3 separate regions of the Homo sapiens genome follow, and all the other regions are linked to region 2. Evidence: chromatin contacts called from ENCODE Hi-C or POLR2A ChIA-PET data. All regions are on one chromosome and are shown on one strand. The core of a region is the stretch at or near the end of the contact, and the rest is flanking DNA. Distances in the headings are between cores, read along the strand shown.

Region 1 (4,527 bases), core at 257-2,756, 5.1 Mb before region 2:
CCAACAGCAATAGCCCTGTTTGTCTGGGAAAGAGTACTCAAGGGGAAAAAAATAGGAGATAAATTCAGAAATGTAGACTGAGGATAGGAGGAGTTTGAACAGGTGGATAGGGAGGCATCCAGGAGTCTTAGGAGGTGAGGGGGAGGGGGTGATGCAATGAGAACTCTGGAGACAGTGAAGGGGGCCATGCCATCCAGGCAGAAGAGAGGCTTTACCCACAGCAAGGATGCTGACACTAACCAGCAGAAGTCAGGAGAGGAGAGAAGCAGAGAAGAGAGGACTGGACTCTGCCACTAGAACGCAGGCTCCAAGAGCAGGGATTTTTTGTATTTATTTAATGCCATATCCTCAGTGTCAAAAAGAGTACCTGGAACATATTAGATGCTCAATAAATATTTGTTGCATAACATCTTTTTAAGATAATTAAATCTATTGTGCTTTGACGAGAGGTAAGGAGGTGAAACCCAGTCTCAGAGCCTATATGAGCCATTACTGAGAAAAGGGAAAATGGGCAGAGGATTGGAGGAGGGGAACTTGGCTTTGTGTAAGCATGGGTGGGACAGCCGGGTCCCCATGGATGGCCAATGCATTTGGGAGTCATGAGGCATAGGCTACTATAATGGGAGCTGTGACAGGTACATGTCGCCTCAGGAAAGAGGTGGAGGGTAGGGGATGGTTCTGGGGAGCGTGGGGAGAGGAGAAGCAGGAGGAATTAGGCAAAGGAAATAAGAGGGGCTTTTCCAGATAGGAAAACTCATTGGGGACAGCATCTCAGAATTGTTTTTTTAATTCAAAAGAAGAGGCCCACAAATAGGTTCAACAAAGCCAATGCAATAAGGAAGGGGGCAGAGATGAGACCACTGAGTCAAGTGTTTAGGATGCTGGCAATGACCTTCAAGTGGTGGGTGACAGTGGACTGCAAGGGTGGGCAGAGATGGGCTCTGGAGAGCAGCCGGCAAAGAAGACAGGACCCTGCAATGCAGCCCAGGCCTCATGGAGGCCGATGCTTTGGAAAGGCCAAGTTCTTGGCTGCACTTTTCTAAGGAGAAAGGTAAGAGCCTCATGGGGATACTCCCTTGCTTTTTCTGCTTTTTGACATGGCCAAGACAGGAACAAGGCAGACATCCCTAGAACTCTGTCTCCTGTCCACGTCTGGGATCTGGGCTTCTCAAGGCAGGCTGCATCACCTTCCAGCTCCAGGAGTGGCCCTGCAGGTCCTGGAGCAACAGCCTGGCCCCTGCCCACGCCCCCTCCTCCCTGGCCGCAGGCCCTGGGCCTGGGCTGAGCAGATGGGCCCTGGCAACTCGGTGAATCGGAACTATGGGAAGCAGATGCACCCGCCATGGGTCCCCGGGCACAACTGGAACCTGCTGGGGGAGGGAATTTGCATAATAAGGATAATTTGGTACCAAAACTGTCCCCTGAAGTGAACTGCATGGATCTCGATACAGTTAACAAATTTCACTTCTTCTTTCCCATGTTTTGTCAAACCAACTAGTTGTGACGTTGAGTGTGTGAATTGTCCCAATGTTTCTGTTTCTCTGCCCATGAGTCAGCCCTGGCTTCTCTCTCTGCTTTGCTACCCCCCTGGGCCTGAGGAGGTACCATGCACATGCATATGGGCCTCTCCTGAACAAGGCCACCCTAAGACCTCTCTCTGTGGTTGCGACCACATGTGATCCCAGGTTCCCAGAAGGCCTCAGTGGCTGCGGCCTCCTCTCCGCCACCGTCTCACGGTGCTGTTCCTCCCCAGGCACCTGCGCGAGCTTCCTCATTGTCATTCTCCCTCCAGCTTCCTGTGGGTAGAGGGTGGGCTGGGCCCCACAGTAAGGAGGGTGTGCAGTTTCAGGGTCCCTCAATTTGATTCCCCTTTCAGGGACCTCCTCCCTCTGGGCACTGCCCTGATCCCCACCCTCAGTGGGCACTGCCCCTTGCAAAATCCTCTGTAAATCCCCTCTGCCCACACCCACTTCCCACCTCTGTGAGCACCACGATTCCTTTTTTAAGTTGGTCTCTCATACCACCCCATGGGAGAATGGTTGTGTGTTTTCGTGCACTGATGGGAAATTAAAGCTGACAAGCATGGAGGCAGGGACCCCAAGAGCTGAGGGAAGCTGGTCAGCTGGTCTCCCAGGTCAGATCTCATCTTCAGGAAGGCATCCATCCTCAGTGAGATGTGACCCCAGATGATCCCCCAGCCTCCTCCCAACCTCCAAATCACACCCGATTCCCAGGTTTCCTCGCATCACAGGGCCCTGCTGGTCCTGGGAAGTCTTCCCATGCTTGGCTGCCTGCTGAGTTCTTCTGGGACAAGGCAGAACTTATTGCACCTAATTTTTGGAGCTTTCTCAAGATCTGGTCTCTGAATTCCTCAAGCCCTCATGTCAGCCGTCTTAGGGCTCTCACCCCGCAGTGTATGGGATGTCCACCTCCTCCATTGGACTGTGAGCCTGTGGAGGGCAGAGGCTGGTCTCACACATCCTGAGCCTCCAATAACAACAGAAAGAAGCTTCTGCTGGAGATTCCTTCCCAGAGCCCTGGACTCCCTGAGGTCTTATCTTGCCCCAGTCAATGACGTGGGCCTGAGGCCCATGGCTTTCCCTTTGAAGCTCTGGCCATCTTTCTACTTGCTCCACAGCCAACATCAACTGCCCTCCTCCCCTACTCCCAGAGAAAGGGCCAGACGCAATAGCGTGCTGACCCCTGGGCTTCCTGGGTGCTCCAGGAGGGTACTCTCCTCATCTTAGCATTCAGGCCCTTCTTTTGGACAAAGAACTCCTCCAGGGGACAGGCAGAGCCTCTGGCCCTGAGGTGAATTGGCTGAATCTAGAGAAGGGCTGTGGGGCAGGGAAGGCCGGAAGAGCCCCCTTTGGTCATGGAGGAGTTCAGCTGTGCAGCAGTCGGCGTGGGGGAGAGGGGATTTCCCTCAAGAAAGCTTCTGGGGCTTTTTATTTTCCAATGTAAACATGCTTTTAGTACTATGAATGTGTGTTTGTGTTAATGCTCATTCAAGTGCCGCCCTATATACATAGTTCTGTCCTGTCCCACCAGCATTGACTAGGCCTGACCTTGTCATCCCAGGACCAGGAGCCAGGGTCAGAGACTTGAGAATGTAAGGCCACCACCCTGGAGGAGCTGCGGGTGAAATGGGCAACCGTCAGGCAAGACTGTCCACAGACAAGCTCTGTGCTGCCGACACAGACACCCAGGACCCAAAGGTACACAGGACCCATGGGACCAAGTGCACCTCAGCTGAATCTTGAAAAAGAGAAGGCAGAGAGGGGACAAATTGAATTATACAAAATACTCAAAGCAAAGAAGGCAAGAAGAGTGGAAGACAAACACAAAACAAAACAAAAAGGCCCACACATAGAATAGAGAACAGTTACAAATGTAATCAACATGAATCCAAATGTACCCATAATCTCTTTAAACATCAATAGTCTAAGGACAGCAGTTGAAAGATAGAGTTTCAGTGGATCCAAAGATGTGACCCAACTAGATGTTGTCTATAAGAAATCCATTTTTCATGCCTGTAATCCCAGCACTTTGGGAGGCTGAGGCGGGTGGATCACGAGGTCAGGAGTTCAAGACCAGCCTGACCAACATGGTGAAACCCCGTCTCTACTAAAAATACAAAACTTAGCCAGACATGGTGGCACACGCCTGTAATCCCAGCTACTCAGGAGGCTGAGGCAGGAGAATCGCTTGAACCCGGGAGGTGGAGGTTGCAGTGAGCTGAGATCGCGCCACTGCACTCCAGCCTAGACGACAGAGTGAGACTCCGTCTCAAAAAAATAAAAAAAGGAAAAAATAAATCCATTTTAAGTATAAAGACACATAAGGATTAAAAGTAAAGAAATTAAGGAAAAAATACCATAGTTACACTATCAAAAGAAACCTGGAGTAGCTATACTGATTGATTTCAGACACAGCAGAGTCACAGCAAGCAAAGGCATCAGGGTAAATGGGGGCATTCTATAATGACACGGGGGTCAATTTTCCAACAAGATGTAACAATCCTTAGCATGTGCATGCCTAACAACAGAGCACCAGCATACATGAGGCAAAAGCGGAGAGAACCACACAGAAATCAATGAACCCACTCCTAGAGCTGGAGACTCCAACATTCCCCATCAGAAATGGACAGATCCAGCAGGCAGAAAATCAGTAAGGATGTAGTTGAACTGAAAGACAGGAGTTATTTGGGCAAAGAAAGGCAGCAGACAGTTTCAGGCAGAGGGGGCAGCGTGAATGCGGTACAGAGGCCTGGACACGGAATAGTGCTGAAGGAAGGCAAGGCCGTGTGGCTGGGCTGGAGGAGTGTCCTGGGGGCTGGGGAGTGCCAGACGCCTGGAGAGAAGGGGTCCACCATTCAGCCAAAGAGGTGCCCTCTGAGGGTTGGGGAAGGCAGCAGGAGCTGAGCCCCTGTCCTGACCTTGAAGCTGCAGGGCTGTCATGAATGCATGGGCCCCCTGAGGAAGGGCGGAGAGGGGTGTGAGCACCAATTTCAGGTAGTGAAACTAA
Region 2 (4,494 bases), core at 165-2,664:
TGCTGCCCCAAAGCAGCATCTGTGTATCAGAAAATCTTCAGGGAGTCTCTGGCAGTGTGGAGGCCTAAGCTAAAACCAGGAGGACTGAGAACATATGTGCCAGGAAGGTGATTTTGATGCCAGTTCTGTCTCTCTCCTGAACCCAATCAACTCAATCATTTCTGTTTAACACAAACTCACATGAGTGCCTCCTAAAAGCTGGTTCAGTCAGCTGCCTCCAGGTCAGACCAGTGAGGATGGAGGCCGGTCACTCAGTGTTGTCTGTGGGTGCATGCAAGGGGCAGTGTGGTGCTCTTGAAAGGCAGTGCCCAAGGACAGCAGCAGAAATGCCCCTGCCTTCCCCACTCAGGAAGGGCATCACTGTCCACCCACAAGCAGCTTCCAGAGCCATCACTTATAAATATTTCTTCTCTCATTTAGATTTCCCTGTGCCAAGAAAAAAAAACAAAAACAAAAAAACACCTGCCTGCTCTGAGTCAGCCTCAGAGATGACCGTGGTTGACTGTGCTGTCTGCCATCTGCTTTTAACCACGAAAGAGGAAGCAGCTATGTGGGACACCACATCAGGGAACCTTCCGGACCTAGGGTCTCACTGCCTGGAAACTCCCCTGAGCCTCAGCTTCTTCAGATGGAAGGGACTCTGCTAACTCAAAGAACCCCTCATACTACCCACCAAAGGAAAGTCCCCATCAGGGAGACTAGCAAGGGAGGCTGAATGTAGAACAGCACTCAGGTTAATCCTAAATCCCTACCTGGCTTTCCCTCCTCAGTCATCAACATAGTGATGGGGTGAACTTCGATGATGTTGTCTGGGGACTGACCTTCATATCCTCTGATCCTCCCAGTCTTTTCTTCTTACCTTTTCTCGTACCCAGTGTGTGGTGGGTGGGTAGGGAGGTAGATGAGTGAAAACACCCACAGGAAGGAGGATGGCAAAACTCAGATCCAAAAGCAACAACTCTGCCTCAGTGTTGTAAATAAGCAACAGCTTTTCCACCCAAAACAACTCATTTGTGCAAGGTCACCAGCAAACTGTACAGCTGTCTCCCAGCCCTGTCAGCTATAATTTCTAATAGCTGTCACTGTGTCCTGGCTTGTTAAAATCCGTGAAGGAAATCATTTCATGTAGCTTTTTTTTTTTTTTTACGAGATGGAGAGAGAAAAGAATGGTAGCAGAGTAAAACAGCAAGTGCAAGCAGATGACAGAAATTTCTACAGACACTTAATAGACAGACATTCCTTAGGCCTAGTTCAAATATCTAAATTCCATCTGGGGACTTGGCTGTCAAAAGATAATCATCTCTTGCTTCATTTCTCATATAATTTCCTAAACCCTCGGGTCTCAGCTAGTGCAAGGTCCTGTCATGGTCACCTGTGGCTTGGGCCAATTCTCACTTCCCCTGAAGGGCAGCTGCGTGTAGGGAGCGGGGGCTGCCCAAAGTTTCACTCTGACTGGAGGTAAACTTAACATCATTTCTGCATTAGTCATTTAGAGCCCTGGGCTCAGTACTTTCCCCCAACTGGGTTTCTGCTTTTGAGCTCGCTCTGCAATTTCCCCAATTCTGACTCAATTCTCTCTGGGCCCAGGGAGCTGTCAACAGCCACTCCTCCCCACCCATTTCTCCAGCTGTAGCCCTCTTGCAGGTGTCCTGCCCACAAAAGAACACCAGCATACAACGCCATGCAGGGCCCACTCTGAGCTGGGGACCTTCTGCCAGTTGCCACCTGGGATCTCTGCCAGGTGCCCAGAAGAACCTCACACCAGACATCCCTACAGCTGAGCGCTGCTCCCACCCAGTGCTCTGGACTTTGGGGAAAGTACCACCGCCCACTAGCTCACCCCAGCCACATGCTGTCCCCAGTGCCTCCTGTCTTCCCACTCCATCCACGTGGTCAAGCCTTGTCTCTTCCCAGGACATTCCTGCCACACCACAAAGGAGGCTGGCATCAAAAGCCAGGGGGTGAGCTTGCTGATGGGAGAAGAGGAGAACAGGAAGACACAGTTGAAGAGTGGTAGAGCCTGCAGCACCTGCCCCAAGACCACTGCCACATCCAAGTCTGGCCGCATGGCCTCTAGTGCCAGGGCCTGGCTGGGGGACTCCTGACACTGCACCTGCCCCTAAACCTCTCAGCAGCCTTGACAAAGCTCAGGGGGCTACGCAGGGCTCTGTCATAGAGAATAGGAAAGGAGGGCACACAGCACACCAACTCCTGCTAGAAAATCTCCAGGGGCTCCCCATTCACTGTGGGTTTCTCTTTGCTTCCCCTTGAGGTCATAATTTTCTTTCTTCTGAATGCAATTTTATCTTCAGTGGGCTTCATTACACAAACAAGCAAAAAGAGTGGGGCTGACTGATCAGGGCAAAGCTCAGTGAGCTCAGAGGGCACTGGGGCAGGCTCCCCCTGGAAACCCTGCTGCCTCACTGAGGGTGAAGTACAGACCCCAGGGAGTGTCCTTCTGGCCTGGCCGCCCCCACATGCCATTGGCTCTTCCTGTCTCTGCCGCTCCTCCCAGTCCCCCGCCCCGCAGCCATTTCCATCCATGCACCTCTAGAGAACCCTAGGTCTATTCACTTCCATCTGGAAAACACTTCTTCAGAGTTTCCACCAACGGAGCCTCAGCCTCAGTGTCACTTGGATGAAAATTTTCGAGACTTCCAGAAGGTGAGTTGTTAGTTTTCCCCCTTGGGGCTCTGATTAAATTTAACTCTCAGCACTTCAGCTTACAAGGAATCTTCCCTTCCGTGAACTTATTTGGTCCTAATGAGACCATGGGAAGGAGTGGGCTGCCCTCAACCAGCAGACATGCTCAGCACTGTGTCTGCCATCCCAGGATGCAGTTGGGGCACTGTCCCTCTGTGCAGAGGCTGGGCAGGCAGACATCAACTTACCGCAGGTCTGAGACTATCTCCAAAGACAGTGTTCTTTCCTTGATGACGACCGACTCTTTCCTACACCTGACCCACACTCTGTGCCAAGCAAGGATCATGCACTCAGGGCCCTGGCTCCTCCTGCAGGGTTGGGTCTTCAGGAGCTCCTGAGGAGTAAGGGCCCTGCCTCGGCCACCCTGTTGGCCCCAGTGCCTGACCCAGGCCAAGCGTTCAGGAAACCTTTGGTGGAAACGCTCACATATCCACTTCCTTCTCTGCCTGCTCAAAAGTTGTACTTGGATTTGACTATACACCCTGAAGTATGGAGACTGGCCCTGACTGCCAGGATACATAGGCTGATTAAAACTCAAGCAAGGCCGGGCGTGGTGGCTCACGCCTGTAATCCCAGCACTTCGGGAGGCCAAGGCAGGCAGATCACCTGAGGTCAGGAGTCTAAGACCAACCTGGCCAACATGGTGAAACCCCGTCTCTACTAAAAATACAAAAATTAGCCCGGTGTGGTGGCGGGCGCCTGTAGTCCCAGCTACTCGGGAGGTTGAGGCAGGGGAATTGCTTGAACCCTGGAGGCAGAGGTTGCAGTGAGCCGAGATTGCACCACTGCTCTGCAGCCTGGGTGAGAGTGACACTCTGTCTCAAACAAAAAAACAAACTCAGGCAAGATTTACCACCATGAGGATAGAGAACTTAGGAGCACAATATGCTGATGGGGACAAAGAGAACTTCATTGTGTCTCTCAAAACATTTTCCAAGAGGAAGACGGGAGAGAATGAGGGCAGAGCACATGGCACGTGGCAGGACTGAACAATGACACTGATATAAAAACAACTCGTGTTCACACCAAGGAGCACTGGCCCAGGCACGGAGCGTGACCACAGGGGCGGCGTGCTGATCCTGGCTCAGGCAGCGCATCTGCCACACGGAAGGGCGCACCGTACCCAGTCTGGTTGAGGTGGGCACCCAGCCTCACTCAACAGGGCATTCAATGTAAGTGCCCACAAATGCAAGAGACAGTGAACAGAATGGCAGCCAGACCGCATGAAACGCAGAGCTCTTGAGGCACCACCAGGGGAAGGTGGGGCCTCCCTGGCCACAAAACCTGAGACTTCAAGTCATGTCTGAGAGGCTGAGAGGATTAAGGAAGGGGCTTTGGGGAGGGGCCAGACATTTTCTGACGAGAAACGCAATGCAGATGGTGAGTCCAAGATCTCTCGGCCTGACCTGTCTAATTCCCTGACCCTGGACTGTGCCTGCGTGGAAGGCTCTGCCCCTCCGTCCCGGCAGCACTGACCCTGCCCTGTCCCAACCAGGCCTGCATACCCTTCCTTCAGCTGAACACACATATTTTGTACCCCGAACACCCACAGCGTGCAGCAACATCTGGGAAGCCAAGCAGGAATCTCACTGACGTCTCTCACACACCTCAGCTGGCACTCTGCCCCCACTGCTGGCTCTGGAGCAAGCAGAGGCCAACAAGTCAGACCACTGATTTCGTGCTCCAGCCTTCTGGAGGTAACACATAACTGCCCACCATGCTCTTCTTTCCCAGAACTGAAGCCCAAACTCTGGGCCAGGCTTCACAGCAAACTGAACCACCAGCCGAGCA
Region 3 (4,689 bases), core at 1,513-4,012, 5.3 Mb before region 2:
AAAAGCAATTGCAACAAAAGCCAAAATTGACGAATGGAACCTAATCAAATCACAGAGCTTCTGCACAGCAAAATAAACTATCATTAGAAAGAACAGACAAACCAGAGAACAGGAGAAAATTTTTGCAAGCTACCCATCTGACAAAGGTCTAATATCCAGAATCTACAAGGAACTTAAACCAATTTACAAGAAAAAAAACAAACAACCCATCAAAAAGTGGGCAAAGGTTATGAACAGACACTTCTCAAAAGAAGACATTTATGTGGCCAACAAACATATGAAAAAAAGCTCATCATCACTGGTTATTAGAGAAATGCAAATCAAAACCACCATGAGATACCAACTCACGCCAGTTAGAATGGTGATTATTAAAAAGTCAGGAAACAACAGATGCTGGTGAGGCTGTGGAGAAATAAGAACGCTTTTACATTGTTGGTGGCAGTGTAAATTAGTTCAATCACTGTGGAAGATAGTGTGGTGATTCCTCAAGGATCTAGAACCAGAAATATCATTTGACCCAGCAATCCCATTACTGGGTGTATACCCAAAGGATTATAAATCATTCTACTGTAAAGACACATTCACATGTATGTTTATTGCAGCACTACTTACCATAGCAAAGACATGGAATCAACCTAGATGCCCATCAATGGTGGACTGGATAAAGAAAATGTGACCTATATACACCATGGAATACTATGCAGCCATTAAAAAGAATGAGTTCATGTCCTTTGCAGGGACATGGATGAAGCTGAAAGCCATCATTCTCAGCAAACTAACACAGAAGCAGAAAAACCAGACACCGCATGTTCTCACTCATAAGTGGGAGTTGAAAAATGAGAACACATGGACACAAGGAGGGGAACGTCACACACCAGAGCCGATTGGGGGTTAGGGGGCAGGGGGAGGGAGAGCATTAGGACAAATACCTAATGCATGTGGGGCTTAAAACCTAGATGATGGGTTGATGGGTGCAGCAAGCCACCCATGGCACATGTATACCTATGTAACAAACCTGCACGTTCTGCTCATGTATCCCAGAACTTAAAGTAAAATTTAAAAAAATTAAAATAAGTCATTTATGTTTCTTTTTTGTAAGTGTCTATTCAAGCCTTTTGTCCATTTTGCTATTATTTTTATTATCAATTTTAAAAATCTGAGTTGGAGGGTAGATTTTTTTCTAAAGCAAATGTTTGGTAGTTCACAATTTTATCTGTGATAATTTTATTTTAGAGAAATGGACTGAGAAAAGATTTAATTTTCATTTTTTTCCTGTGTGGATAACAAACTAGTCATACCACATAGGTATGAGTGTGTTTCTAGGCTCTCTTCTGTTCCATTGATCTGTTTAATTTCAATACCAGACCATTTTAATCACTGTTATTCATAATATTTCTTGTTGGCTGTTAAGGCATATGGCCCCACATTTTTTAGGATTTTCTTAGCTATCCTTAACTCTTGGAGCTCCTGACATACATATTAAAATTATCTTATCAAGCTCTTTAAGAAGAGGATGTTTGATTGGGATTGTATTGAATTTCTAAATCAATTTGAAAAAAATAACATCTTTAAAATATCAAGTTTTTTGATCTATGAACATGGTATATCTATTTAAGTGTATGATAGTACATTTACCTATATTTCCATCTAGACTTGTGTGTCCTTTTCTGTTTCTATATTATGAGGCGATTTCTTAGTTTAAAAGCTTGGAATAATTATATTTTTCTGATCAGGTTGTAATGATTCTCTTATTTTTTTCATAATATCCTTTACCTTAGAGTCTCTTTTGTTTAATAGGAATAAAGCTGCACCTGTTTTTATTTGTTTCTTTGTTGTTGGTTTTTTGTTTGTTTTTGTTTGTTATTTTGGTCTCTATTTGGCTATGATATATTTACCCACAGTTTCACTTTTAATCCTTCTGATAACTTGTATTATATGTCTATTGTAAAAGGTACATAGCTTGCTTTGTGTTTAAAATCCACTGCAAATCTAGTTCAATCTCAACTACAGAATTTGGCCTACTGAAATTTCTTTCAAGTAAGGACGTATTCTAATTTATTTCTTTTACTTTATGTTTTCTATTTGTACTGCTTTTTATTTTTTTACTCTCGCTTCCTTTTGGATTTAGGGGTTTTCTTCACTACCGGTTTGGAAGTTATCTACCTTATTCCTGTTTTTTAGTGGTCACCATAGAAGTGTTAACATGCATACTTAATATGAAAAGTTAATAAATATTTTTACCTCAATCCAAATCATGTTGAGACCTGAGAACATCTCCGCTTCAGACCTTTTCCTCCTAATCCTGACTTATATGCCTATTGCCACAGCTGCAACTCAACAAAGACTGGCCAGTGCCTTCGATTTCATCCAGATGGTAGTTTTCCTGAAGCTGAAATTCATTTCTATATTGGCACAGCCCCACCTCTCTCCTCCCAGGATCTCCCATCACCAGCTTTGGATGTAACTAGAAGGAGTTTATCCTCAGGCTTTGGTGAAATCAGAGAAAGTCAGAGGAGAAAACTGCTATACTTGACTACGTCTTTGCCAGGATGAAGATGACCAGGGAATATTCTTGTACCATATCTGCCCATCACTGAATCCAGTCCATGTGGGATTAGACTGTAGAAATTAAGAGTTGTGTCTATTACATATTCTATGTTTTTGGGCTCTATTTCTGGTTGTAAGAATATTCTAAGGTTCTTTTTAGAGAGGGGAACTTTGAGGCTCTAAGAGAGGAAGTGACTGAGGTCACCCAGGAGTCAGTTGGCAGAACCAGAAATAGACCCCAGGTCTCATTCTCAGTTCAGACAAGGCAGCATGTTCTGCTCTGATGTTGAGTGAAAAAGAAGAGAGAGGGAGAGAATTTTCAACAGACCATATCTGTGAAGTGGAAGCAAGAGAATTATTTTCCTTAGAACAGACCTTTCTTCTCCCCTTCCCCTCAAGCCTGTCTGAAACTCCTCTGCTAACTGGCTTGAGCACTTGGAATATTCCAGATGTAAGAAACGCAGACGGGCAAGAGCACCAGCCACCCTCCCACAGCTGCAGCCCAGATCTTGTGATTTCCGCCAGGCTCAAGCTTGGCCTCTTGGTTTCTCCTTGTCCCGTGTGCTGATTGTGGGAAAATTCTGCGTGGGACACGTCTTTTCTTCAGCACTCTGGGAGTTTGCCACTCCGGCCTCCCCCTCCCGAGGACAGCAGCAGACGTGCACATCTGCTTAGGGGCAGGGCTGGCAGTTCCCAGACTACTCCTGGAAGCTGCAGTAGAAGATACAGTTTACTCTGAGCTTCCGTCTTGTGCACCTCTGAAGTCCCCAAGGATAGGGCCTTCCAGAACAGAGAAAGCGTGGCATGCTCTGCTCCCAAATTCCTTGGGAGAAGAGGTTTCATTGTCCTTGGTTTCTTCGGCTTGTAAAACTTTTCTTTCCTTTTTCTTTTTCTTTTTTTTTTTTTTTTTTTTTTTTTTGAGACAGAGTCTCGCTCTATCGCCCAGACTGGAGTGTAGTGGCACGATCTCGGCTCACTGCAAGCTCCGCCTCCAGGGTTCACCCCATTCTCCTGCCTCAGCCTCCGAGTAGCTGGGACTAAAGGTGCCCGCCACCACGCCCGGCTAATTTTTTGTATTTTTACTAGAGACAAGGTTTCACCATGTTAGCCAGGATGGTTTCCATCTCCTGACCTCATGATCAGCCTGCCTCCTCGGCCTTCTAAAGTGCTGGGATTACTGGCATGAGCCACCGCGCCTGGCCAAAACTTTTATTCTCTGGTGAGGTTGTTTGAGGCTCTCCATGCAATCTCCCGAAAAAGAGACCGAGGCCCACACAGCATGAGAGGAGAGAAATGAGTACAAGCTAAACGCAGTCTCTTCTGATGGCCTCTCTTTCCCAGAAATAAGAGGTTATAGAGAAAACACAAATGGAATCTAAATCTGGTAAGATTTGCAGAACCTCAAGGTTTCGCTGGGTCAGGAACAGGGTAAAAATAGTCTCTGAGGATGAATCCTGGCCAGGAAAATAGAGACAAGTGAAGGACAGGGAAATACATTGTAAAATTTCACTTTTTCCAGCTTCCTATTTGGTTTCACTCTGAATTTTCTCTGAATCATTTATTTCTCACACCGCCTTCATAGCACTACAAGGAGCCAGCTACAGTACCAGAATCCAGGAGATGGAGGCATGAGGGCTTTTCAAATGTCCAGTGGTAAAAGGTATAGTAAAAATAGATCCCAGAAGTAGGCAACATACCCACAAAGCTGGCCAGACAAAGTCCTGGGATGCAGGAACCCAGCCACTCAGCACAAAAGACAGCCATGGAGCTCGCAGTGCAGACGCAAGGGCCCCGAGAAGAGGAACAGCCAAAGGTCACCTCGTTTTTGGAATGCTTCCAGCTATCCCAAACAAGCAAATGACGATCACATTTCTGAAAATCCTCACCACGGGGGCATTCCTGCTTCCCCTGACGGCTGGTTCCTTTCCACTGGCCAGTTGTTTCAGACACTTATGTCAATTTTCCTGGGGGCAAGCCTGTTCCATTTTCATCTAGTTCCTCATTCTCTCCAGAGGGCGTTATTATGTGCTAGGGTCATAGAGCCAAATAGATGGACTTGAAGATACCATTCCTCTGCCATTATGGTCATAATCGTCTTTTTATAAAGGACTGCCTAAAGAAATTCAGCCGTGAAGGTCAGCA

What was found. A loop is a pair of places that touch in the nucleus more often than their neighbours do. ChIA-PET counts read pairs that join two places held with the same protein, here RNA polymerase II (POLR2A). Pooled maps may share reads with other maps.
Region 1: a pooled map shows a loop between it and region 2 (6-fold over the local background). The contact joins two enhancer-like sites. A Hi-C loop is called at or near these places in 1 of 37 single-sample maps with no recorded cell type and 2 of 50 pooled maps. POLR2A ChIA-PET finds 5 or more read pairs at or near these places in 1 of 52 experiments (activated B cell).
Region 3: a loop to region 2 is called in a map with no recorded cell type, with 6 times the contacts of the local background. The contact joins two enhancer-like sites. A Hi-C loop is called at or near these places in 7 of 37 single-sample maps with no recorded cell type and 3 of 50 pooled maps. POLR2A ChIA-PET finds 5 or more read pairs at or near these places in 1 of 52 experiments (activated B cell).

What each region holds. Positions count from the first base shown.
Region 1 is chr7:50,408,650-50,413,176 of GRCh38, forward strand. No RefSeq gene overlaps it. Among named protein-coding and RNA genes, the nearest start is that of FIGNL1, 39 kb to the right of the region's middle. RefSeq lists enhancers at 1,187-1,687, 2,363-2,422, 2,923-3,002. Within about 2 kb of position 1,507, at least 6 of the 41 ENCODE cell types and tissues checked have a DNase peak (open chromatin) inside an H3K27ac peak, as active enhancers do.
Region 2 is chr7:55,533,002-55,537,495 of GRCh38, forward strand. All of the region lies in intron 1 of VOPP1 (VOPP1 WW domain binding protein), which reads right to left. Among named protein-coding and RNA genes, the nearest start is that of VOPP1, 37 kb to the right of the region's middle. RefSeq lists enhancers at 596-715, 786-855, 1,196-1,255, 1,296-1,905, 1,926-2,085 and 2 more. Within about 2 kb of position 1,415, at least 21 of the 41 ENCODE cell types and tissues checked have a DNase peak (open chromatin) inside an H3K27ac peak, as active enhancers do.
Region 3 is chr7:50,278,994-50,283,682 of GRCh38, forward strand. No RefSeq gene overlaps it. Among named protein-coding and RNA genes, the nearest start is that of IKZF1, 23 kb to the right of the region's middle. RefSeq lists an enhancer at 2,994-3,283. Within about 2 kb of position 2,763, at least 8 of the 41 ENCODE cell types and tissues checked have a DNase peak (open chromatin) inside an H3K27ac peak, as active enhancers do.